2 separate regions of the Mus musculus genome follow, and region 2 is linked to region 1. The links are chromatin loops, found by intact Hi-C in ENCODE. Cell type or tissue: left cerebral cortex. All regions are shown on one strand. Each heading gives the region's core, and the rest is flanking DNA. Links, peaks and the distances in the headings are about the cores only.

What was found. Peaks named below come from ENCODE experiments on the same cell type or tissue, not always from the same donor. Only the 100,000 strongest peaks of a DNase experiment are listed, where the experiment ranks them.
Region 2: it touches region 1 in a loop (2.5-fold over the local background); 2 of 42 quality-filtered maps call a loop at or near these places.

The regions. Positions count from the first base shown.
Region 1 is chr15:53,815,265-53,827,938 of GRCm38, forward strand. The region is part of intron 2 of Samd12 (sterile alpha motif domain containing 12); the gene reads right to left. Among named protein-coding and RNA genes, the nearest start is that of Samd12, 81 kb to the right of the region's middle. In left cerebral cortex, for the core only: no CTCF peak of the experiment used is centred there; DNase peaks (open chromatin) are centred at 6,881, 8,049, 8,344 and 10,572; H3K27ac peaks cover 1,078 bases.
Region 2 is chr15:53,889,604-53,902,277 of GRCm38, forward strand. The region is part of intron 1 of Samd12 (sterile alpha motif domain containing 12); the gene reads right to left. Among named protein-coding and RNA genes, the nearest start is that of Samd12, 6.5 kb to the right of the region's middle. In left cerebral cortex, for the core only: no CTCF peak of the experiment used is centred there; DNase peaks (open chromatin) are centred at 4,618, 5,171, 5,344, 5,912 and 5 more places; H3K27ac peaks cover 4,841 bases.

The sequences.
Region 1 (12,674 bases), core at 2,989-10,988:
GTGCCTCAATGAGGATATAAAATTCACTCTCCTTGTATTGACTGCTTTATTTGGGAAACAAAAGATTCTCTTTTACAACTTTTAATTCTTCAGTTATTTGTTCAAAATAAACAGCTTACTTTCTGAAAAAAATCCATTGAAATAAGCATTCTTATGTGTATTCTACTGCATAGTCAAAGGCAAAATTATTGAATTAAAGATCATACGTACCTATGCATACACATAAATATATACATGGATTAATATCATAGTGAATTGAATATTAGATTTCGTCAAGAATATTCTCCTTAACAGCAACTGTAAGTGCCCACTGTTGCAGTACTTGTCAGTACTAGACATTTTAATGTTTTTCTTTTTTCAGATCTTGTGCAAAAGAACTTTATTTTGAAAAATAGTTTATTTATTTACCAATGAAGTTAAGTGTATTGACTTATTATCACATAAAATTTCTTCTCTGAACTGTCTATTCCTTTATTCTATTCATCTGTACATTGGTTTGTTTCAGAAGTTTATTATTACTACTTATTTGTTCAACATCTCATAAATAATAAATAAGTTAAATGCTTGCTATTTAGATTACATATTTTTTCTCCCATGTTGTCATTCATCTATGTTTAACTGTGTTTGAGTGACTTTGGAAATGAAGCTATTATTAATTCTATGATAATTAAAAAGCTTTTCTCCTACAGAAACTTAATGCTTCATTTTAATATATTAAGCTGGTGCCCATATAATATTTATTTTTATATGGCCCTGAGTAAGATATCTATATTCTCTTTATCTCAACTCAAATGTCATTATCTCTGTTTTGTAAGTGACAAGGTCAAAACCCAGCAAAGTGAAGGGACTTGCTCCATATTGCTGAGGTGGGAAGTGGTTGAGCAAAGCTTATAAGCCTACTGACACTTTCCCACCACTATGTCCACCCTCTCAAGAGTAATGCATGATACATTCCACATTAAATCATTATTATACTCAGTACAAACAGCCCAGAAATGTCACTCAAATCAGCTGCATTCCTTTAACAGTGTGAGCTGCCTTGGCATTGCCAATCATATATAGAAACACCTGCCAAGATCTTCTCTGCATTTTCTCAGAGATGAAATCACAAGTCCAAGAATAGAACTCCATTATTATTCAGCATCAACTAGCTGGTATCACAAAAATAAGGATGTCTCAAATTGGCATGTTCTCACATGACAGTTCTAAGTCCTCTTGTCTGCCACAGAGCTTGAATGGCAATAACTATACAGGAAAAATAGGGTTGACTTCTATTCAAGATCAGAAGTTGAACATTCTGGTCCCAGCTTCAGCCACCTATATTCAGCAAATACTATACTATATACTGAGAGATCACTTTTGGTATTTACTCATCTCTTCTACGTAATGATAGCCACAGTGGAGACTTTGGGGTATTGTGTTATAATAATCTCTTTAAACTGGAAATGTTCTACCCATACTTCAAGCATAGACCCATAGGATCCTAGAAGCTGGGTGATAGACACCTGTAGGTGATTTCCTACGGCTGGACTAGTCAGTCAGTCAGACTAGGTGGATCAGATTATCTCTCTCCAAAATAAGGATGAGGCGGTCAAGTCACATAACAAAGCTAAAACTAGACCAGATAACTTAAGAGCTATGGGTATTCAGTTATTGTTTAATGGACTGGGAAACAGAAACCCACTTCAAGGAAGAAAATAAAAAATGGAGACAAGGATGAACAGAAGAAGAAGAAAAAGCTGGAGACCAAATATAATTAGGCTTTTGACATTATTTTGAGCATCATTCATTTATTCATTAAATTTTTATGGTATGCCAGACTCTAGATTCATAGAATAATGACTGTGACAGGCTACCAAATCCTTAAAATAAGTTCTACATTTTTTTAGGCTCGCAGTAGGACTTTTCTGCTTCTTATGAGCAGAGACATAATAGATAACACAGGTCAACAAATAAAAGCATCCAATGTTTATGGGATGTTATGCCTTTTTGGTTGACCCAGATGCTGGTTCTATTTCAGAAGTACTCAACCTATGCTACCCGAATCATTATTCATTTTACACATCTCTCCCATCACCTGAAGGTGACCCCAAATTCTTCCTGTGTTGTTATTCTGAACCACCATACTACAGGTCCCCAGTGTACTGTGACCAGTGATGAGGTCTGTCATTAGTAGTTTTTAATTATAATAAAACACTAAAGTTGGTGAGCACTTTATGGTTATTTTTCTTCTGCAGATCAAGGTCATCTGTAATGATGAAAGCCTCGTTTGCATTTCCATCCATTATCTTAATGCAGAGGAACCTGATCTAGCCAGCAAGCAGGAATTGCACAAAACTCAGTGTGTGTGTGTGTGTGTGTGTGTGTGTGTGTGTGTGTGTGCACAACTATGTGTGTTCTTTGAGAAAAATTTTTTTAAATCCCATTTTTTATAAGGAAGTTAGGAATTTAAGAATCTTGGACACTGTCTGTCAGAGAATTCCAATATACCCCAGGAACATTATAAACTATGGTTGCTGTTATAGGTGTTGCATAAAGGAATCTTTCTGCTCCTTAAATGTCCAGCAAAATAGTGGGCCCTATAAAATGTGTCTGTGAATGCTCCAGGCCTTTGCCCTTGAAAAGTTTTATATCAAGCTGAGATAGATGCAAAGATAAGCTAAAAACTAAATGATGAGGTCAAACAAAGGAGAGAACAGAGCTGGGAACATTAAGTTTTTTGGCTGCATTTCCTTTTATTTCCTTTGATAGAAAACAACCCTCTGCAGAGTCACAGAACCCTGGTGGGTCAATGACATGCCCCAGGTTGTGACCTGGGTATAACAAATGGGGTGTGCGGGGGAGGTGTATTTTTGAGACATTGAATTAATACAGGGAGATAACAAGGTTTCCTTTCATCTCTGCTGGCAGAAATGCATAAACCTACACCCACCTTTCATGAGAATGAAGCCAAGCCTGGAAAACCCCTTGTAGGAGTGCATCTAGAGACTGTATGTGTGCTACATCAATAGATCCAGGAAGTGCACTGTTATTCAGCCCACCTTGCTGATGAGCATAGACCTTTGAGTTTCAGCCTCTGGCCATGTACTCTATAAAAAGAGGAGAAGAGAGTTCAATATGTCTTTATGGACTTATACCTCATCTTCTCCGTTGAAGGTACAAATATTGTATAGGGCTTTGTGGTCAGTCTGAAGTGTCTGTCCATGAGATCTTGGCCAAGTCTTTGGGTCCTGGAATACTTATATTCAAGACTTTTAAAGGAAACAACACTGTGACTGTCTGGAGCTTTGTTGGAAATGCAATCTCTGTCAAAGCTACTCAAATCTACCATCGTAGTGGAAAGATCATTTGACAGGATGTAAATGAATATGTATAGCTAGGTGTCCAAGAAACTTTATTTACAAAACAGGCAGCAGAACAAAGCAGGATTTGGCATTTGAGAACTAGACTGCATTTGCGCCTGTCAGACAGTCAGTTTAAATTCCATATGGACAAACTCCATCTATTAAAAATACTAATTTGCCCATGATGAAGTGCACAATCATTTTATTAAATGGCAAGCGAAATACACGTACTAATTCATCAGGGTGATAAATTAGTTAACTCCAGGGAATTCTGGGTATTCTTTGTTCTTTGAGAGGACTGCAGAATATTTCACTGTAAACACACCAAAGAAAGCTGAACTCAACAGGAGGTCTTCCAGGGTATTCTCTGAAAAGGGCTGTCCATTGTACTTCTGTGCAAGGATGGAAGAACTCCTTGACCGGGTAGAAATAGGTATCTGGGCTGTGTGGAGAATAAGTAAGTGTTAGGTAACATGAGGATAGGAAATTCAAATAACAAGACAAGAGTGCCCAGAATATACTCTGCAATGGTTAAGGATGATTGGATGTTTTCATTCTCCAAGGGAAAACAAGCACATATCTTCCCATTCACTGTCATGCTTTGTTTTCTAAAAAGAAATTAAATCACATTATGAATGGTTTAGGGACATGTCTGAATACATACAGTGCCACAAACATAAGACACTTAAAATATTGTTCTAAACAAAGAATACAGTCTTAGAGAGTGATAGACTCTGGAATACTTGGTCCTAAATGGGATGTTTTCCTGAAAAACCTCACCTTAAAGCTCAGAGATCTATACGGAAAAGTAGGCAAAAAAGATTGCAAGAGCCAGAGGTGATGTTCCAAGGAAATAGTGCCTTCCAGATACATCAAGACTGATGCACAGATGAACCCACAGAGACTGTAGCAGCATGCACATGAACTGCACAGGTTCAAGCCAGATGGGCTCCAGCACTGAGCGGGGCAACTAAACATAGGCCTTTAACTAAACATAAACCTTTAATCAAGAAGCTATTTGCAGTTAATAGCAGCCAGCGAGAGAAATATATCCATTTTTCTCCAACAGAGTGTCACTGACTATGTCAGTAACACACCAGGGCCAACCCCATGCCAGGAGTAGTTTCCCAATACAAAATATACCCATGATCATTTGTGGGAGTAGGGAGATTTGTTTCATTTTGTTTTGATATTGCTTATCTTATTGATTGTTTTTTGTTTCATTGGTTTGGTTCATGTGTGTGCTTGTTTGTTTTGAGAAAGAGAGATGAAGGATAGAATGAAAGAATGAGAATGTGAGGTGGACTTGGCAGGGAGATTTGGAAGATTTGGGAAGAGTTAAGGGAGGAGAAAAATAATTTAAAAAGGAGAAAGCAATCTTAAATACAGACTTGAATGTCTGGTTTCTAAGAGACTATGACTCGAAGAGCACGTGGAGCGAGGATAAGTTTCTGCTTTCATCCTATAACATCGCTACAGGGAAAAATAAGAGACTTGTCATGTCTTCCAGAACTAGGAAACTAGAGAATAAGGACAGATAATTTGATGGCTGTTTGCTTCTATGATATTACTTATAACTAGATACAAGTGAAAGTTAATTTCCAAGCTCATACACATTTAGGTAATGATAGGCTGTCTGCAAACACCATTTAATAAATACATTTATTTCTGATAGGAGAATCAATTTGCCTTTGAAGGACAAAGTGCTCCTCTACATTGCATAAACAAACACCCTGGACTTCCCCAGGTTGCTTACATTTTCTTTCTGCCTTCCTTCTTCTTCTTCTTGTCTTTCATACAAGGTTATGTCTAACCTACAGATAAGGCTACAGGTATCTGTGCATTAAAAACAAAAACAAAAACTAAGAGCCTACTTTTCTTCCCCCCAGATCCCTTTATAGTTTTTTTTTCCTGAAACCCCTCAAGTGCATTTTACTACCCTCTCATCTTTTTCTCTCCTCCCTTCTAATGACAACTTTCTAGTTTTGTGACCTACACGATTGGAATAAACCACAATGATACAAATATATGACAATGCCGTGATGAGACACACTAATTTGAATGCTAATCTACAACATTAATTACAAATATTCTATTTAATGTCAAGAGACACAGACCCTTGAAAGGCTCATTCCATCCTCCAGCCCTGTAGACTTTCATCTCACATTCGATGTTCCCCAGAGTCTAGGCATTCAGCCCTGCGACCACCGTTCCTCGTGCATGATGCCAGTCCTACGCCATTGGCTACAACTTTCCTATGACTTATCTCCACCAATGTGCCACCATCATTTGGAGCTATCAAAAAGTAGATTATTTCCCTTTATAAGGCTTTCCTTCATTTCATGTGATGTAATCAAACAAAATACCACCTTTCTTGTTAAACTGGATTTTAAATCCTACTACAGTTCACCGAGGAAAGCTCAGAGACCCTGGTGTACAGTGATCAGCAATAAAGTGTGTTCCTTCATATCATGTTCTGTTCCTATTTCTGTCTTCATTCCTTCTGCCAGAAATGGGGAATTTCTAGGATAGTCTTCCTATTCACCTTTCATGCCATTATCTTCTCTTCCCCATGCCAAGCCACTGGAACTAAATGAACCTTCCACAACTATCACCTTTTTCTTATAATTCCCCTATTAAGAAACCCACTTAGGGCTCCTGCATATAGCACAGTGTTTAAGAACTTAGCTCTAGTTTCCTACATCTTTCACCATCCATTCCAACCTGCTTTCTTTACTGTCCCCAGACCAAAGCCCTCAATGGCCCAGGTCAGTTTATCAGTTTTCCAAATGTGAATATTCATCGCCACCTTTGCCAGGTACATATTCACTAAGTGCTATACATATTTAATAATCATTTATATGCTAGATGGGTAGGGGAGACAAACAGGTTATCTTTCATTTTTTGTAATATGCTATAAAACTAAGGTATAAAATTTTAATGACCTTATGGTTTTAGAGATATATCTGACAAGAGACTGGTTAAAAATTGCAGATGCATAACGTCAGAGAACTCAGAAACAAAAAGGACTCCTGTCCTTTGTTCACTCTTTATTAAGAAAAGGTGCTAAAGAGCAGATTGCCAGGCCAAGAGCTGTACTTTGAGAGTGTGGTGCAGCACACAAAGGGATCTGCTTCTGCAGTAAGAGCCACAGGCAAATGGCAAGGGGTTACTAGAGTTTGGATACTGTAGGCACATAATTGTTGAAATGATGAAGACTCAACGTCAAAGAGGGTAAGGAGGTTCCCTGGTATTTCACCCAAGGTTATGTCCTGAAGGCTCAAACTGAGAATAAGGTACTCGCTGCATATTACGGAGAAACAAAGGAAAAAGAACAGCGTGATACAGAGATGGTCCCAAGCACTCACACAGGCTACTTCCAGAATCATTTGCTTCCTCCTGTTTTCGAACAACTCAAAGAAATCTAGTCTTTCTCAACACATTCTCTGACTCTATAGAGTCTGCTTCTCTGCTAATTTTGAAAGCAATGTAGGGAAAAAAGAGGAAGTGTGACTCATGGAGAACATTCAATTTCACTGTGGTGTAAGATTTCATGTACAGTGGTAAGAAGAAAGGAAGAACCGAGATAGAAAAGGTGAGGCAGCAGCTAGAATAGAATCAAAGCCAAACTGATGGATGCAGGCACTGGTGCTCAGTGGTTTTATGCTAGCTGCAACAGAACCATGTAGGACAAGTGATATAAAGCAGATGGGCCAGCCTCAGCTATAAGAAGATAAATCATTATGCCTGGGAAGAGACACAAATCTATAGGATTATATTTGTGTGTATGGATAAATGTATATATTCACATAAATGAACAGAATGTTACATGTACATATGTTTTAAAATAAGTAGGCGAGGAGATCTGAATCCCACCCAGGTATAGTTAGAACTCCTGAATTATGGTAACTATTATTTTCTCTAAGCCTCACATTCTTTGTTTGAAATAGAGGAAAAGAAGGAAAATACCATACTTGAGTGTTTTCTGATGCTCCCAGGAAAGGAACAACAACAACAGCAACAATAATAATAATAACAATAACAATAATAACAGCAATAATAATAACATCAAATAAAAAAATGAGCAAAAACCAAAACAAACCTACTGCAAATTAATTAAATGGTGGCATATAAGTATCAGTAATGCCTTCCAATTTCATCAATATGGAACATTTATACCTTTAAACTACTAGACTACAAGTGTATACTGTAGTTCTATCTATAGTGCAATCTGTAGTTCTATCGCTGGCAACCGAGTTCACTTACTGCAAGTCACACAGCTAGTAAGATTGTGCATGACCTCAAAGCTTTCATTCACCAGAATGCTCATGAGTAGTTGGGCTCCAAGACAAAGACTCTCCACACAGCTCTTGGTGCATAAACGAGCTAAAAATCAACTGTCCCCCAAGTATCATGAGAGAGAAGGTTAGAGTGTCACCAGAGAACACAGCAAGCTGACTGATCTGGACAGACACTAAGGTGAAACCTGATCAATGATTAGCAACACCAAACTGTCAAGGGGAGGTTTCTGTAAGTTCCAGGCCTGGCCTGGAAAGGATCTCTGAAGACTGTTTTCTCTCAGAAATAACACCAAATCCAATATTCCTAGCATCGAGACTTACTCCATAGAATCCCTGCCAGTTCCCAGGGAGTCCAGATGAGGCTCACTGGGGTGAAAGCAAACCTGAATCCTGCCTTCTGTCAAGCGAATAGATGAGCCAACCTCCTTTCAGAAGGATGGGGGATAAGGAACAAAGAATTAGCCCTGTAAGATATTTCAGTTTGAATGTGTTATCTCTCTTAATTACCACAAAACATTCCTACAGAGGATTTATTTTTAAACAGAGAGTTAAAATTACAGTGTTGAACCCCCTGGTAGGGCCCTCTGCACCTCCTCAAGTCCCATCCGTTCATCCAGGCAGATTGCTTGCAGTGCTTGGGAAACGTGATTATTCAAGGTGATGATGTCAACCCTGAAGATCTGCAGTTTGGGGAGGGACAGAAAGAACACACTACACAGACTCAGTGGGAATTAGTCCAGCTAGCTCTTGGCACCTGGGAGCACAACAGAAGGCCACATCGGTTTGCTTTGCAGGAGGCTCCCAGCAAACACAAAACCAAACGCAGCTGCTTAATTACAGATACAAAACTGTTCCTCATCCATGATCATCGAAAACCATCTTTCTCCTTTACTCTTTTGTAGAACAAAGACATGACACAGGTGACAAAAGGCACATTGCAAAAGAATGTCTCTAGGCTGTGAACGACTTCTGCTTGAGACTCTCTCCAGAATAAAGAACTACAGGAGGTGTCACGGCAGACCTTCCAGAACGGAAGGATTGCTCAAGCTTCCCACCTGGAACCAGAGACAGCTGAGAAACAGCATCACCCCTGGATGCTCCCTTAAAAAACAAAAGAAAGAATCAGCTGAACCCTTGGCACCAGGTCCCCTGTTCTCCATGCCAGGCATCCCTGTCCCAATTTATAGACCAAAGTGTCAGTGAGGCTTCTCCCGGTGCCCCTAAGACAGAGTCGGTTTTAATGTATCTGTTATCTGAACAAGTATGGGTCCAAAGACAACGGTTATAGCAGATTTGATGCAGCTCCTATTTAATCACTTATACTTCCGGTGCCCTGCGGACTATAAACTACCAAGGACCAAACCCACCACATTCACACAAACATTCTCATGCCTAACCCAGTACTCTGCACATGGTTATACACAATATAGGCTGAGCACATATTAATAGCCAGTGGACTATTCCACTCTTTGCTTACAGACTGTGGTCTTTGTGCACTTCGTAGAGGGGAGCTTGTGAGCACACTGAGGATGGCTGACATTAACATAGGATATTGCCCACATTTGGGTCACTTCTAGTATCTTTCTCTATCAATCTAAAAATCCCCCCTTTCTTACTGGTTTTCTTTAAAATTATCACCTATGTTATTTTTCTCCTTGTCCTAGGCAAGAATAACCAGGATGCCATTGTTTGGTGGGTTAACTATATTTCTTCAAATGTATGCCCAAATATTCTTTCCTTACATCAAACATTGTTCAACTGTGTGCCACCTCCCGTGTTCAGCATACAGTTCTGAAGTAGTATAAGCAACTCACTTGAAAAAAAAATCCATAATTATAAAATATTGAAGCTGCAAAATCCACTAGAGCAGGCTTTCTGTGACATATAGGATTTCACAGCCCATGAGGGGCCTTTATTCTTCTCTACTGATGAAATTAATGAGAGTAGAACATTAGAAAAACATGCAGAGCCTCGAGCTCCCATTTTTATACATTTTCTCTGACAACTGGGGAAAACATCAGAAAGATATAGGAACTTCCAAACATCAAAAAACATTATCAGAAGTATTTTCAGAATACTTTAAGATATACACCCTTATTAAAATGTCTGGAGGAAAATCAAAGTCTCGGCTGGGTTAACAGACACATCATCCTTTCTCCTTCTCAGCTTCCAAATAACGTGCACTGTGGTTGCAGTAGTTTTATGATGAAAAACAAAGCCCAATGTATCCATACACAGATGATGAGCTAGTTCAGTGGTTCTCAACCTGTGGGTCTCGACCCCTTTGGAATTACCCTTTCACAGACATCGCATGTTATATATCCTGCATATCAGATGTTTATATGAAGATCCACAACAGTAGTAAAATTACAGTTATGAATTAGCAACAAAATAATGTTAAGAGTTTGGGGTCACTACAATGCAGACCTGTATTAAAGGGTCAGAGCCTGAGGAAGCTTGAGAACCACTCATCTAAATGCAACACCTTGCCTAGAGTATGATAGCCAATTATCGGTTCACAAACTAGTCAAATTATTCCTATAAAAAAGGAATAGCCAAGATTCAATTCACAGACCATATGAAGCCCAAGACGAAGGAAGAGCAAAGTGCAGAAGCTTCCGTGCTTCTCAGAAGGGGGAACAAACTACTCACAGGAGGAAATACGGAGACAAGGTGTGGAGCAGAGAGACTGAAGGAAAGGCCACACAGAGACTGCCCCACCTGAGGATCCACCCCATATACAGTCACTAAACCTGGACACTATTGTGGATGCTGGGAAGTACTTGCTGACCGGAGCTTGATACGGCTGTCTCCTGAAAGGCTCTGCCACAGCCTGACAAATACAGAGGCAGATGCTTGCAGCCAACCATTGGACTGAGCGCGGTGTCCCAGATGGAGGAGTTGGAGAAGGGACTGAAGGAGCTGAGGGGGTTTGCAGCCCCATGAGGGGGAGCAACAGTGCCAACCGGCAAGACTCCATGGAGCTCCTGGGACTGAACCACCAACCAAAGAGAACAAACGGAGCAACCCATGGCTCTGGCCTCATATGTAGCAGAGGGTGGGCTTATTGGACATCAGTGAGAAGAACTGCCCTTGGGCCTGAGGGGGTTTGCTGCCCCTAGTATAGGAGAATGTCAGGGCGGGAAGTCGGAAGTGGGTGGGTGGGTGGGGCAGCACCCTCATAGAAGCAGGGGGAGGCAAATGGGATAGGGAGTTTCTGAAGGGGAGACCTGGAAAGGGGAAAATATTTGAAATGTAAATAAAGAAAATATCCAATTTAAAACAATACCTAAAAAAAAGATGTTTTTTGTTTTATGTTTATTTATTGGTTGTTTTGTTTTTAATATTCACACTTATTAAAACAGGGTTTGTTTTTGCTTTTGTTCTCCATAAAGTGAGTAGATACTTCCTAAATAGCTGAAAGGTAGATGTAAAGACAAGTTTCCTAAAGGAAGAATTTTGTCTCGTGACTACTAACCGAATATCCTCTCTTGTTTGAGCCAGTGAGTCTATTCTACCGCACTAATACTTGCCAGTCTCTGAGACCACGTATTGTGTATTGCTGTATATAGACAGAAAGATCTATACTGTGGTATCCTATCATGCTATGTCTCGGAAAAGTCCTAACAGACCTTACTCTTTTATGACTGTCCATTTTAGGGAGAGAAATTTATACCTCAAGATAACTTAGGAGAGATTTGGAGAGAAGTTGAGGAAAAAAAAACGATAGTTCAACAACCACCAAGAAGCACATTCATGTGTTATTTGTTAACACAGTGTGAGAAGAAAGCAAATCAAGACAGAGGGTCCTTCACCAAACCAATCAATTATAAATGAGTTTCCATGTAAGCTTCTTCAGGGTCCTGATGTTGTTTATCTTGACGCTTGATTTGCATGCTTTGTTTTGTTTAAACCACTAATAAAACAACGAAAACACTCCTACCCAAGTATCACAGTTTGTTCCTGATATTTTTCTTCCTTCTTGAGTGGGTGCCAGAGAAAACAAACTAAACTCATTTCCCTAAGACAGCAAGCAATATTCCTCCCCCAACTCCTCCAGCCCTGCACAGTGAAGCCAGTTGGATGTTTTTCTAGTGCACTTTGTATTATTGATATTCAACAAGAGGCTCATCTTCTGTGCTGTCAGAGACACCACACACAAAGCCTTTTGTTAATGAATGGAACCAGTGGCTGGATTCTGAAGCCAAAGGTGACAACCACACCAGCATTCAAAAGTATTACTATCATAACTTGAGATTATTTAAGAGATCTATTCTACACTTCAAACCAACGCATCATAAATCTTCCGGTTCCTATTTCATGACTGCTGGCACTGGCGAGATGTAAGGTAGTTTCTGGCATTGCTGTGCCTTTATCATTATACTCCTGCCCAGGGGAACAAAGCAGTGTGCTTATTACACACCCAGACCCCTTGTAGAAACCCTTGTCTCACTGCAGTGTGAAATCAGTGAATGGTTACACTGGATCCTTAAGAATTGTGTCAAGTAACTACTTAGTAATGTGACTTTTATCATGACACTTTAGGACACAATGACCAATATGGGTGATTTCTAGTATGTTTATCTCTAGAGATGTACTTTTTGGGCCACATGAAAAACACATAGATCACAAACTCATGGCCAGAGGGTAAGCACTTGAATTTAGGGTATTCTAATTTGGTTTTCCACATCTAGAATCCAGATCCAATAATTTACTTTTTTCTTACCTGAACTACTGGGTAGACATTTTGGAATCCATTCTTTTTCAAAGAACAGGGCTGTCAAAGGGTCTTGGTTTTACAGGTCCACTTCTAAGGACCAGTGGACCATGAAATCCATGTGCCCAACCACAGTCCAGGACATGCTCAGGTCCCCTTGCACACTCACTCCCCTTCCTCGTTTCAGTGTTGCTTGTGTTTCTAGCACCTGACGATTTGCTCACTTCCTCGAAAGGTGTGACATGCATTTGTTAAGATCAGGCTTCATGTTTTATCCAGTGTTTCACGTGATTGGAGAAAGATGGACTTCAG
Region 2 (12,674 bases), core at 1,616-9,615, 73 kb after region 1:
TATCTCTCATCTTCAAATATTACCACTTCATTAAGTCATAGGGTCGTAGTAAACACTTTCAAGTATTTCCTACGAAAACCAAACCCTTCATTTCATCTTGTTTCAAGTCCAGGCACAGTCTCCTGTCTTCTTTGTCTATGTGTGTGATCCCTGTGACGTTGATCTTGTTCACTATAACTAATCCCTCTTTCTACATGCATACAATCTTCTTCCCATTGCCATCCAAATGCACTAAGAAGAGTTCTCCTTGCATGAGACTATTCCCCAGTCAGCCAAGTGCTGGCCATGCAAACATAAGGCCCTTGATTTGATCCCTCGAATACATTAATTTAAGAAAAACAGCCGGGCATCGTGGTAAGCGGTGTGGCTGGACACCCTGGAGAGGCAGAGTCAGCGTAACCCCCGAGGGTTTGCTGCCTAGTCCGTCTAGCTTAATGGGCAAGCTCTAGGCCAATTAGAGAACTCATCTCAAAATACAAGGTAGATGACTCCTGAATAAGATTTAAAGTTTGTCTTTGCACATACATGAACACATATGGGAACAGACATCTGCACTGAATAGAGTAGTTTCTTCCTTTGATGCCTATCAATATTCTGAACTATCATGATGCAGACTTGCTTCTCTATTTGATTTCAAATCTTTTTTGTGCATTGGCAAAGCCAGTGAGTGGGCAGGCCCTATAACACACTTACTGGTTGACTCTATACATCATGAGTGATTGACATTGGACATGGTAGAGGACTCCCATGGCTACTTCTTCTTGCCTCTTGAAAATTCTCCTTGACCCTCTGAAATGCTGCAGTCACATGGTTCTCACACCAGCATCTACTGCTTTGGCCCACATACTGCCTTAAATGTGTACCGAGAAAAATGTGAAAAAGGCAATGTGTGAACATATGGGTAAAAGCATTTGACAGGGAAGAGATATGAGCAGACAGAAGAAACTTAAGATCTGTTGTGATCCTAGGAAGAGGAATACATTTCTTAGCAGTAGGATGTAGTCCTGGAAAGAAGACACAGCCATTTTAGAGGGCCCTGAAGTCGAAGAACTTGGACTCCATTGTGTTGTCAGTGGAGAGCCCCTGACCAGTTAGGATTAATTATATATCTGCTCTTCCTTACAATTAAATAATCCCAAATCCAGGATCTTTTACCCCCTAGAAAACATTTCTAACACCTGTCCTTCCTGTCCTTTCCCCCACCCCATGACTATTATCTTATTATTACCTTATGTATTATTCTGTAGCTCTGATAAAATACCAAGACCAAGTCAATTTATTGAAAAAGACAGTTAGTTATTTGGGCTTACAGTTCTAGAGGAATAAGGGTCCATCAAAGTGGGGAAGTGGAAGACATAGCAGCCATAACAGGAAACTGAGAGCTCTCACCCTTTACCATAAGCATGAAGCAGGGGGAGCCAACTGGAAGTGGTGTGTTTATTTAACCTCAAAACAAGTTCATCATTCTAAATGCCAGTGCAAGCCAAGGTCTCCTGATATGATCAGTGAGAGACGAATCGTAAGCAGACATGGGCTGGAGGGGGTCTCAGCAAGACTGAGGTGGAGACAAATTTATGCCAAGCAATCAGACTTTTTATACACTTATCAGAAACAGGGTATAATGATAGCTTCCAGGATAAAATGACGTTTGCAAGCTATACAAGGTACACAAGATCAATGCCTAAGACTAACTGCCCTGTCAAATTTCTATATGATTCATTGACCTCAAAGGGACACAGAGGAAAGAAGGGGGACCTGAACACTTCACTGCCTGAGGGAGTACTGTGGTTTCCCAGAAACTGAAAGGCTCACATTGACCTGGGAGCCACAGACTCTAACTTGAAAAAAATCTATGATTCATGCCTCTCAAGGAAGCTATTGCAGACCAACTTCATGATTTTCCAAACCCAATGACATACTTCCTCCAGCAAGACTGCAACCCCTAAACCTCTCCAAAGAGCAACACCAACTGGAGACCAAATGTTCCAATGCTGAGACTATGAGGGGTGTTTCTCGTTTAAACCACCACATCTTCTATGTTTTCATTTTTGACTTTTGCCTGTCTACATTAGGACTAACCTTTCAATTGTAGTTACATAACAAAACATACAGTGACCTTTAGTCACTTGCTCTGATACAAAGAAAGTGTGCAGTTTGCTCTCACGGCCTCCTTTTTATATTTAAAACATGAATCTTGTTGTTTGTTTGTTTGTTTGTTTGAGACAAGGTCCCACTATGTAGTTCTGGTTGTCCTGGAATTCACTATGTAAACCAGCTGGCCTCAAATTCACAGAGATCCACATGCCTCTGTCTCCCAAGTTCTGGGATTAAAGGCATGGACCACTACACATGGCTAGAGCATGAATCCTTGATTGAACTGATTAATAACCAGGAGGGAAAGTCTCAATGACCCTAGAACTGTCTATACCACTGGGTGCCATTAATGAGGTACAACATATAGAAGGCACGTAAGTATCCATTATCAAAGAAAAATACCAATTATCAGTAATTACAGGCTGGATGAATTTGGATACCAGGATGGGCAAACCATGGCAATAAAAGCCAAGACGCAGTGTTCTATATGAACAGATACAAATGCATAGTGATCGATCTAGGCTCACAAAAATTAGAGACTTACTCCAACAACTTAGAAGAAATGTCTGTAAGAAAGAGCACAATTAATATCTTATTTTTATACTGTCCATCATAAATCACTAAGGTTTCTAAAAGACAACTAGTAAACAAAATTCAAATTACCAAATTGGAACATGCCAAAATAAAAACAACACAATGTTAGGAAAATGCAATGACCTTTAAATCTGGCAAATATTCCCACAAAGCCCACACTGGCTGAGAAGTTGTGTAGATTTATAAAAGTGTTTTATTATGAATCCAATTTCCCTCAGTGCTCAGATGGGGTGTGTATGGGGATCACATATAAGCGTCCAGGAAAGACTATTTGTGAAAGTGCAGCCCAGTTGCAGCAAGAGAACCAAGCAGTTTGGAGTCATCAATACCATGAGATGACCACGAAGAATAGCCGCAGTGGTGAAAGAGAGCCAGCAGGAGCCTGGAAGTTAGGCAGTGTGTGCTGCAGAGGGTGGAGCCAGGCAAGTGACCCAAGCCCTTGGGAAGAGCTCAGAAGATCTCGAATGTATCACAGACATTGGATATTGCGTTGTTTACACGGTTGGTGAAACTTTTAAAGTTGTATGTTTTATATTGTGAAGTTAGTATTAACATGCTGTCTTGGGGATAAATGAGGAAGGAAAGGTTCTGAGTGAAAAGCAATGTGTTTACATGTCAAGTTGACAAAGGTTCAGTTGTGATGGCTACTCATTCAACTTGACACAAGGTAGAATCATCAAAGAGGAAAGAACCTCACTAGAGAAAACGGCTCCATAAGACCAGGCTATAGGCAAGCCTGTAGGGCATTGTATGAATTAATGACTGATGGGGATAGGGTCAATCTTGAGATGGTAGCCTTGGTGCTAAGAGAAAGCAATGGGGATAAAGCCAGTAAGCAGCACTCTCCATGGCCTCTGCTTCAGCCCCTGACTCCATGTTCTTGTTCTGCTTAAGTTCCTGCCCTCAGTGCCTTTGGTGATAAACTGGAATGTGGAAATTTGAGTGAAATAAACCCTTTCTTCCCCAAATTGCCTTTTCACTAAGGTGTTTTATCACAATAGTAACCCTAACTAAAAAAAAAAAAAAAAAAGTGCAATGGCCCATGGCTGTGGCTAAATTCAGATGCAAATCTACTGCCAGACCCACTTCCTAGCTGAGAATACCGTGATTTTGCAGGCAAACCAAATACTGCTCTTACTGCATAAATGAACAGTTGATAAGAGACTCAATTCTCCTTGCAAAATACAAGCTTCTTCCTCAACATTTATCCACTGTAAAAAGAGCAAACCTTCCCTTAGGCCACAAGGTTAATGTCAACTATCCCACAGGCAGAACTAACTCATCTTAGCAGGAAAGACCAATCCTTTCAGAAACAGTGAGCTGTTTTCTTCCTTTTCTAACTAACCTTGATTTTTGCAAAATGTTGATATTTTACTTTATTGTTTACTAACTCTGTGTGTGTGTGTGTGTGTGTGTGTGTGTGTGTGTGCGCGCGCGCAGGTGTATAGGGTTTTATTCATGTGATAGCAATGTCTAAGGCTCGAAGAGAGCATCAGGTCCCATAAAGCTGGACTTACAGATAGCTGTTGGCTGTTCATTGTGGGTGCTGGGAACCAAACCCCAGTTATCCCCAAGAGCAGCAGGTGTTCTTAACCACTTTGTCTCTCCAATCCCTGCACTCAGATCTTAAAGCTTGTCAAATCATGTCTTTCTTGTCCACATACTTGCCAAAATTTCCCCCAAATCCAGCTCACCTTGGCATGTCCTCTTCTGACTGCTCTCCCAAACACAACGGTGGCAAAACTAGTGTCCAGATGTCCATGACTTCTCACAGAACCTACTCAAAAAACATTGAGCCTTTCTCCTTGAAATGCTAATGTTGGAGACATTTTTTAGGCAATATCCACACTGAAGTGTGGGGTGTGTACTTGTCATAGCCACACAGCTGTCCTCCAATCCTACCCAACCAGCAGAGCCATGATATCCTGAATCTCTTCTTTGTGTGAGGCCTCCTGAAGATGATTGGGACACAGAACGCAAATCCCTGTGAAAGAGCACTGTGTGAAGCAAAGCTTCCTCAGAGAACAGGTTGGCAGTTCTGTACAAGGCTAAACATTTTTTTAATGTGCTGGGGAGAGGAATGCTTGTATGTGTTCGTGTACCCGTGTGCCTATTTTGTGACCATGCTCATCTGATGTGTGTGCATGTGGAGGACTGAAGTTGACGTCAGGGGTTGGTCTTTTGTTGTCCTCCTTCCTTTTGTTCCAAACATGGTCTTTCACTGAACCTAGAGCTTGTCATTTCAGCTAGACTGGTTGGCCAGTGAACTCCAGACTTCCTGCTGTCTCAGCCCTCTTCACTGGTGAGCTTTCAGATACAGGCCACCACACATGGGTTTTGCATGAGTGGTAGAGATCTGAACTCATGTACGAACACTTCTGCAGGAAGCACATTTCCACCTGAGCCATCTTCCCAGCTCCTACAACACTTGCTACAAGAACACAGTTTATTTGACTTAAAACTCCTACTCTGGTTCACACAAGAGAAATGAGTAAGTCACACAAACTGGAAGCAGTTGTTTTCAGTGGTTCACTAATAACAATCACTGACTAGAAACACTCCACGTGTTCTGAATAAGTGTCAGTATTTCCACAGCACAGAATATTGCTCAGGTACTACTCTTCAATAGCAACAAGATGTATGTGGCATTATGTGACATTCTAGAAGAGGAAAATCACAGAGACGGAATCCAGATCAGTATTGTCAGGGACTATAGGAGTATAAGGCATGCATGAACTTTGCAAGGTGTTAGAATTGTTCTAGCTCTTCATTGCAATGTTGGTTACAGGAATATGTGTTTTCCAAAAGTGTGAGAACTATAAAATTTTACCATAGATGATTCACACCCAAATAATCCAAGTTTTAAAAACCTTTAAAATATTAATATGAAACCATAAAGTACAGAACAAGAAATGAGTAAGAAATATGCATCTATATCTATATTGAGAATGGAGTCTATAAATACATTTCGAATGGAGGCCAAGTTATTGAAAATAACACCGACACAATTGGAATGATACTTTATCTGGACAGAGAAGGTAAGAAGCTTATTTTATGTCCGCTTAAAACACACTTTTGCTATAATTATGAATATGATGTGAATTCATAGGACAAAAAGAACCTACTTTTATTTCTTATATAATTTCTCCATCAAGATTTATGCCAGCAGGACAATATCTTTCATTTCACACTTGACTCTTCACAGCCTAGTTGGAAAAGCTATCATTTTTCCTCCAGAATATTTTAAGATATTCTATATCACCAAGGGTGTTGCTTGAGGCTTAGAAAATTTTCATATTTCTCTTGGGCACATATGCCAACATTGTTGCTGATGTTCTTCTGCAAGGAGACCTAACTCTGCCTAATTTTAATTGGGACATTGGCCCCATTCCTCCAGTTGACCAATGTCATTTCCATAGAGTCCATTCACATCTCTTCTGTCTTGAAAAGGCTGAAATTACTCTTATTTTGCCTCTATGTCGTATATCTGAGTGTTGGAAGGGAGGCAAGAGGGAGATGGACAGACAGGAAGGTTTATGAAATTGATATTTCTAAAGTAACTTTGGGAGAGCAATATTCAGGTGAGAGATGACTCTCTACTGAATATGTTCCTGGAACAATAGCTTCTTGTGCGATGCTCTCCTTTAGCCAGGTACGCCTGCTCCCATATTGAGTTCAGAGCAGCTTCAGATTACCAGCATGGCTGTCATAAGATTAGGCCCACTAGCATTCCTTTGTTCAAGAAAGGAAAGGCTAACAGGGCTCAGGAGGGATTCAGAAGCCGCTCATTAGGCCCAACCCCTCTGACGTTTCTTCTGTGGTATGGCTGCCCTTAAGTTGTTCCTGCTCCTTTAGATAAATCCTTACCTAAGCTCCTGTAAGTAACCCCAAGTAAACTTGAGATTCACCAAATGCATTTAAGGTAGAATCATTTCTTTGGTGCCCTTCCTGGGGTGAATAAATATCTTTTCATATCTCCTTAGGAAAAGTTAAGCCAATACATGTATATCTTTTGTTGTCCTGTAAATACATATCATCTGATTATGAATATGTTAGGATATGTTTTCAACTGAAGATGTTTTATACTCAATGTATCAATTACAGTTTGTTGATACCATTCCACTTGGATACCTATCAGATACTATGTCACATGGTTTAGCTACATTCCTAAGTAGGTTGAGAGCATGATCTAAGCATAGAGCTTAACATTCAATGAACAGTCACTGAGCAACCACCAGCCTGTGTCTTAAACTTGCCCTTGATAGTATGGCAGCACTTGTAGTATGTCTATGAAGGCATGCCTCTTGGTATCCCCATCAGATTAATGGACAAAAGAACCTCAGATAATGTTCCATGCATTGCCCAGAAACACAATGAAACACACTCTGCACCTCTGGATAGCTGTTCAGTTTGTCTAGCTATACAACCTGCATATTTAAAGCCACCGTTACTACTCTATACCCCACAGTGAAGAAACCACAAGACATGAAGGTTGTGAAGGATCTAAGAGAGGGCCTGAGCACCCACGGTGTCCTAGGACAGTTGAAGACCACCTCCATCAAACAGTCCACAGAGATCTGACACATCACTTGAGACCTTGGTTGTGCTTAACAAAATGCCACAAATACCTTCCCCAGCAGTGAGGCAACCCAGAAGCAGCAGGGAGTAAAGAAATCCAACGTGCCAACCTACTCCTCCAGGCCTCAGAGATCTGGGAAGTTGGCTGTGGGAGGCAGTGAGGCGGGCCACCCCTGTCACTGGCAGCTGTGCCATCCTTCTCTGCATGCAGGGAGGGAACGGTACAAGCAGCTCTTGCACCCACACTTTAGCAAAACCGGACTAAATATAGCCACCTTTTTTTCTCTTATGAGCCAGTTCAGGGAGGGTGGTACTGTTCCATTCCACTTCAGAACCAGGCAGGAACCAGCATGATATACAGGAGCAGAACTTCTCTCACTTGCTCCTATGGCTTCCAAAGAGCCATATATATGCAAGGTCCAAATGGACTAGAGAGTGCTGAAGTTCTACATAGCAAACGACAGTGCCCTTAACAAAAGGAATATGCTAAAGTAGACTCAGATGCGCTTTCTAGAACTTTCTTGTCCATAGGAAACAATGGGACTACTAGCATTTGGGAGAAACCCCTTTTGGAAGCACACATTATACATACATGTTCCATGCCCTTTACCCACAACCACACCCATAAATCCTAATGAAAGGCTCACTCAATGCTGCTACTCCTCCATTAGCCTGTCCCTAAATGCCCCATTTGTTTTCAGACCTCCCACGTTATCGTTGCTTGTAGTTTTATTTAGCACTTACAGCACTCTGTCTATTGGGTTTCTCTCTTTCACCAAATTGTAGGTAGGGGAGGAGGAGATGGGAACAGAGTGGCTCAGGCCTCTTCCTTATTACGTCAGCCACCATATCTGCCTTAGTTCTTTCCACAAGGACAGCATCTCATATCCATTGCCAGAAATAGGAAACCTATCTAAAGACCCTCTTTCTCCTAATGAATAAAAGACATAGCATCTTCGGAGTTTAAGGCTTCATACTCCCAATGGCTTCTCGATGACATGTCACCACAGCAGCTGCCATGACTCAGCGCTTCACTCAGTTCTACCGGTAAAGGTTTCCAGAATTTCCCTATCTCTATTCTAGCCCTTGTGCATTCTGGCCTATGAGAACAGCAAAGCGATTGAGGAAGACAGGGTAAGATGAAAGAGATGAGTAAAGCCTGATCTATGTAAGGCAACCATGGGATTAGACCAAGCCCTGTTTGAAGCAGACTGCAAGAGCTATGGGGAGTGGCAAGGACCACTGCCACAGCTAGTTTCCTATCCCAGTTTTGAGGCCTCCTTTCTTATTCATGTAGTCACTCCCTAGGAACTTTCAGTGATGAGTAACCAGTCCACAGTTCTTATTTCCAAACAAAGTGATCAAGAGGAGCTGATGAGGCAGGTAAATCAGATCTGATGGGCTAGAAAATAAAATGAAATTAAGCAAAAAGGGAAGAGGAGGAAGAGGAGGAGGAGGAGGAGACCATTAATGGCATATGTAGTGGAAGAGTGCCATGGACTGGGCTCAGTCGTCCCCCCTCAATCTGTGGGAATCAGGGTTCTGGCAGGTGTGCATGGAGTCAGCGAGAATTGACAAACAGACACAGACAAGAGAGAGTGGGAACATTTGGATTGAGATACCCATGGTTTCACTGCTTCTACAGGTAGACAGTGTTGGGAATTCCTCAACATGGTGTTCAGTATAGGATTCAAATAACTCATAATCACACCCAGTGACTCATCCAACTCTCATTCACCCATTCATTCAGAGAGCACACATGGGCTAGACATAAGACAGAATGAAAAGGGAGTTATAAAAGTCTTGGTGGGATAGCACAATGGCAGAGAAGCCTCTTGTCCATTGCATAGAGCAGAGGGTTTCATCAAAATGCTTCTGGTCTCTCTCCTCATCTTCTTGCAGGGATAAAAACAGAGGATAGTAATCTTATGTGCATGCCTCTGGGAGCCACAGGGCACAGGCTTCCGCAGGAAGTTGTGGATGTCATTTCTTTCTGCTTTAAGGCTGTAAGTATGAGGGGTGGAGCCTCTACAAGGGTGAGTTCACCCAAAGAGCAGTATGAACATGCTCACTGACTAAATGACTCAGAGTCTGAAAGGTGACCCAAGATGATCGCTTGTGATAAAGGTGGTATTGTTATTTCATATTGTTATTCCTTTCTAGGGGCTTAGTTCTTAAACCAAGGTGGGTAGGGTCAGCATTTATTAGGTCTCCAAACCCAGTATCCCATGACTTCGACAAAGTACCTATTCTCTTCCCCTTTGCCAGCTGTTAGTTAGCCTTTCAAGAGGCTCATTCCAGAAAAACTACAGACTCTGAACACTGAATGGATTGTAAGATATCATTTGACAGACTAATATGATCAATTAAGAACAACAACTCGGATCACAAACGTCACTTAGAGCACACAGCTTTCCACTTGAAATACTTTGCTTGACAGGAGGGGGGGCTTCTAGTGCTGAAAATTGGAACTCATCTTCTTGCCATCTAAGAAGAGCTATTCTGTTTGCCCTGCTGTAGAAACACTAAGAGCAGGCTGCTCACTCCTCTTAAAACAAAACAAATAAAACAAACGAACTAACAAAAAAAAAAAATCCCCCATGGAGATAAATCCTTCTCTAGCTCTGTGAAACATGCGCTTATTCATGAAACAACTGCTGTCTCCTAAGTTCCAGGCACTGCTCATAGAATACAGAGACAACTATAACATTACTGCTAGTGGATCAGTATTTCTGGTCTACATTTCCCCCTCTCCCTATAATAGTACAACTAACTCTGAAGGTCAGAATCACATCGGTGAGTAGGGTTGCCTTCATGCTGTATGCATGGAGAGCAGATGACTAGAGAGTCTTCCTTTAAAAATATTCGGCATGACCATACAACCTCAGCACAATGCAGACTGTAAGAGGATATTCTATCCCATGGTTGAAAAGCACATGTGTATGGGAGCAGGTACAGAAATAAAAGCACTCATAATTCTACCCTGCAAATTGTCATCTTTCATTCATTCATTCATTCATTCATTCATTCACAGAGGGTACACACTGGGCTAAACACAAGACCTAAACATAACACATGAAAACCTAAGGTAGTTATGTAAAAGTTCAGGCACCCATAAATGAAAAACAAAGCAAACGCCACGGTTATGGCTAATAAACAAATAGGATTTTCTTAAATTCAATGTAATATGTATATATGTATGTATGTATGCATCACAGTAGTTATAAAACAGTAAACAAAGGACCCCACTTTCCACCTTAAATAGGAAGCCACACATTCAGCAAAATGAGTAAGTGCCCTACTTGCAATTAACGTTTTTACAAGTTCAAGTTTACTTAAAAGGAGGGTTACACATTATAAAAACCCTCTAATTTGTTGCTAATTAGAGAGTGTGGCTGGCATGAATAAGTAAAAAGTTAAAGTGTAAAACAGGTGCTAAACAGTAGACCTTTTTTATAGGGGAGGAATGGCAGAGAGAATAAGGAACATTCATAGGTAGCCTGTGTTCCAGGCACCTTTCTATAAAATCTGTTTTCTACTACACTGTTCCCAAAACAGTATCAAGTCCATTTTTTTCTTCCAGATATAGACACAAAGGCTCAGATATTATTATATGCTATATTTTCTTTTAAGTTGCTCTAATAAAATTCCTCTTTCCTCGACTCACTATTTCTCAGTGAAGATGCATAAGCTGGTCACTATTTGATCTTGACCTGTGATTCTGTACATGATGGTCACATGGATTAGGACATTTAGCCTCCTGATGATCTCAGGGCACAAAACTCTGAAGTAGTAACACTGGGTACCGTTTCCTAAATCTCAAATGAGCACTAACAGAGCAATGCCATTCTCAGCAGGAGAAGAAAACAGTAGTTTTGAGACTTCAAACATGAGGGCTGAGAGGGGCCTTAAAACTTCCCATCTGTGGCATTTGGACAACTAAGAAGGCCTCAGGCACCCTTATGGAGTCAGTTTTAAGAGTTCCATGAATGTTTATTGTGCAATCCACAGGCAGTTTTTGAGGGCATGCTATGAAGCACGTTCTATGCTACTGCTTGGCAAATCGGAGTTTTTGGTCTCAGTCTCCCAGTGCTTCGGATTCCAGTGAGAGACATATGAAGTGTGATATGTGTAGATTTAGGCACTGGTGCTGGGGAATATGAGAGCAGGAGGCCCCCAAACTACCGACATGCTTTTCTACCTGAGAGAAGGGTAGAGGGGTGTGTGTTGGGGAGGTGGACATGTTTCCTGGCACAGTTGGAAAAGCTGAAAGTAGAGACATCTAGCTAAGAGGCTCTGATCCTGAGATCACCCAGACTCAGTCCTGAGTTTACAGGTGTTGAGTGTATGAGTTGGACCCTTGCTACTTCAAGTAAAGGGCCAGGGTATTTATTTCATTTGCTGTCTCCTGAGGCAGAGAGGTGAGGCAGAAGCAAGAAACCCTGTTGGTTGTTCTTCTCTGTAGCCTCCAAGGAACCGGATCATTTCCCTTTGGCAAGCAGCCTGATGTCGCTGGCAACCACGCCTTCCTTTTCCTGCTTCAGGTCCCCTCTAACCCTAAGTGCACTCAGGAACCATAATTCTGGAAGTGAAGGTAGGCTCCCTTTATAATCCTACACTCATTTCACTTTATCTCATCATAGAGGTATGAGACACCAGAAACCCTCCTGCTACACATGCCCTCCCTTTCATCTCCCCCGCCCATATCCCCGGACCTACCCTGAACAAAAAGTCTGTCCTCTAAAGTAAGTGAAAGTGACGTGGAAAACTCCAATCCCTCAAAATTTGCCTGACCCAACTCTTAACCGGAAAGTACAAAACAGGCAGGGCTGTGCAATCAAAATGGCAAACTCGAAGTCCAAAATTATACAAGGAAATAGGAAGGCAGTCTTCAAAGGAAAGAATTTCCCAATCCAAGCGGCTGCCTTACACTGATTCTGTGAACTTTGCTAACCCCTGGGCAGGACTATACAGAAGCAGATGTAAAGGCAGCCCCATCCTAGGGGCATATCTGCTACAGGCACTGCTGGTTACACACAGCGAGGGGTCCTCGACCCAGTGGCAATCCAAGCTTCTGGATGACGCACCTGGCTAGAGTCCTTTCCCACGTGTGGGTGGCAGAGCGTGCATCCCCAGCAATGTGGCCACCCAGCCTACCTTGGCTGGAGGGGAAGGGAAAGGGCAAGTCAGGGCTATTCCCTCGCGCTGGACTTCCCGGTTGTCCACCCATTTCCATCACAAAGCTGAGGACTGGGAGCGCTCTTTTTTCACCTTCTGCCCTGAAGTCCTGCTCACCTACACCTCTCTCAATGGCAAACGAAGCAGGTGCCTCCTGGCCTGGCAAGGCTCAGGTGAGCGCCAAGTGGTACAAGGGAGAAGGGGCCCGCTTGCCGCCACCCCCTTTTCTC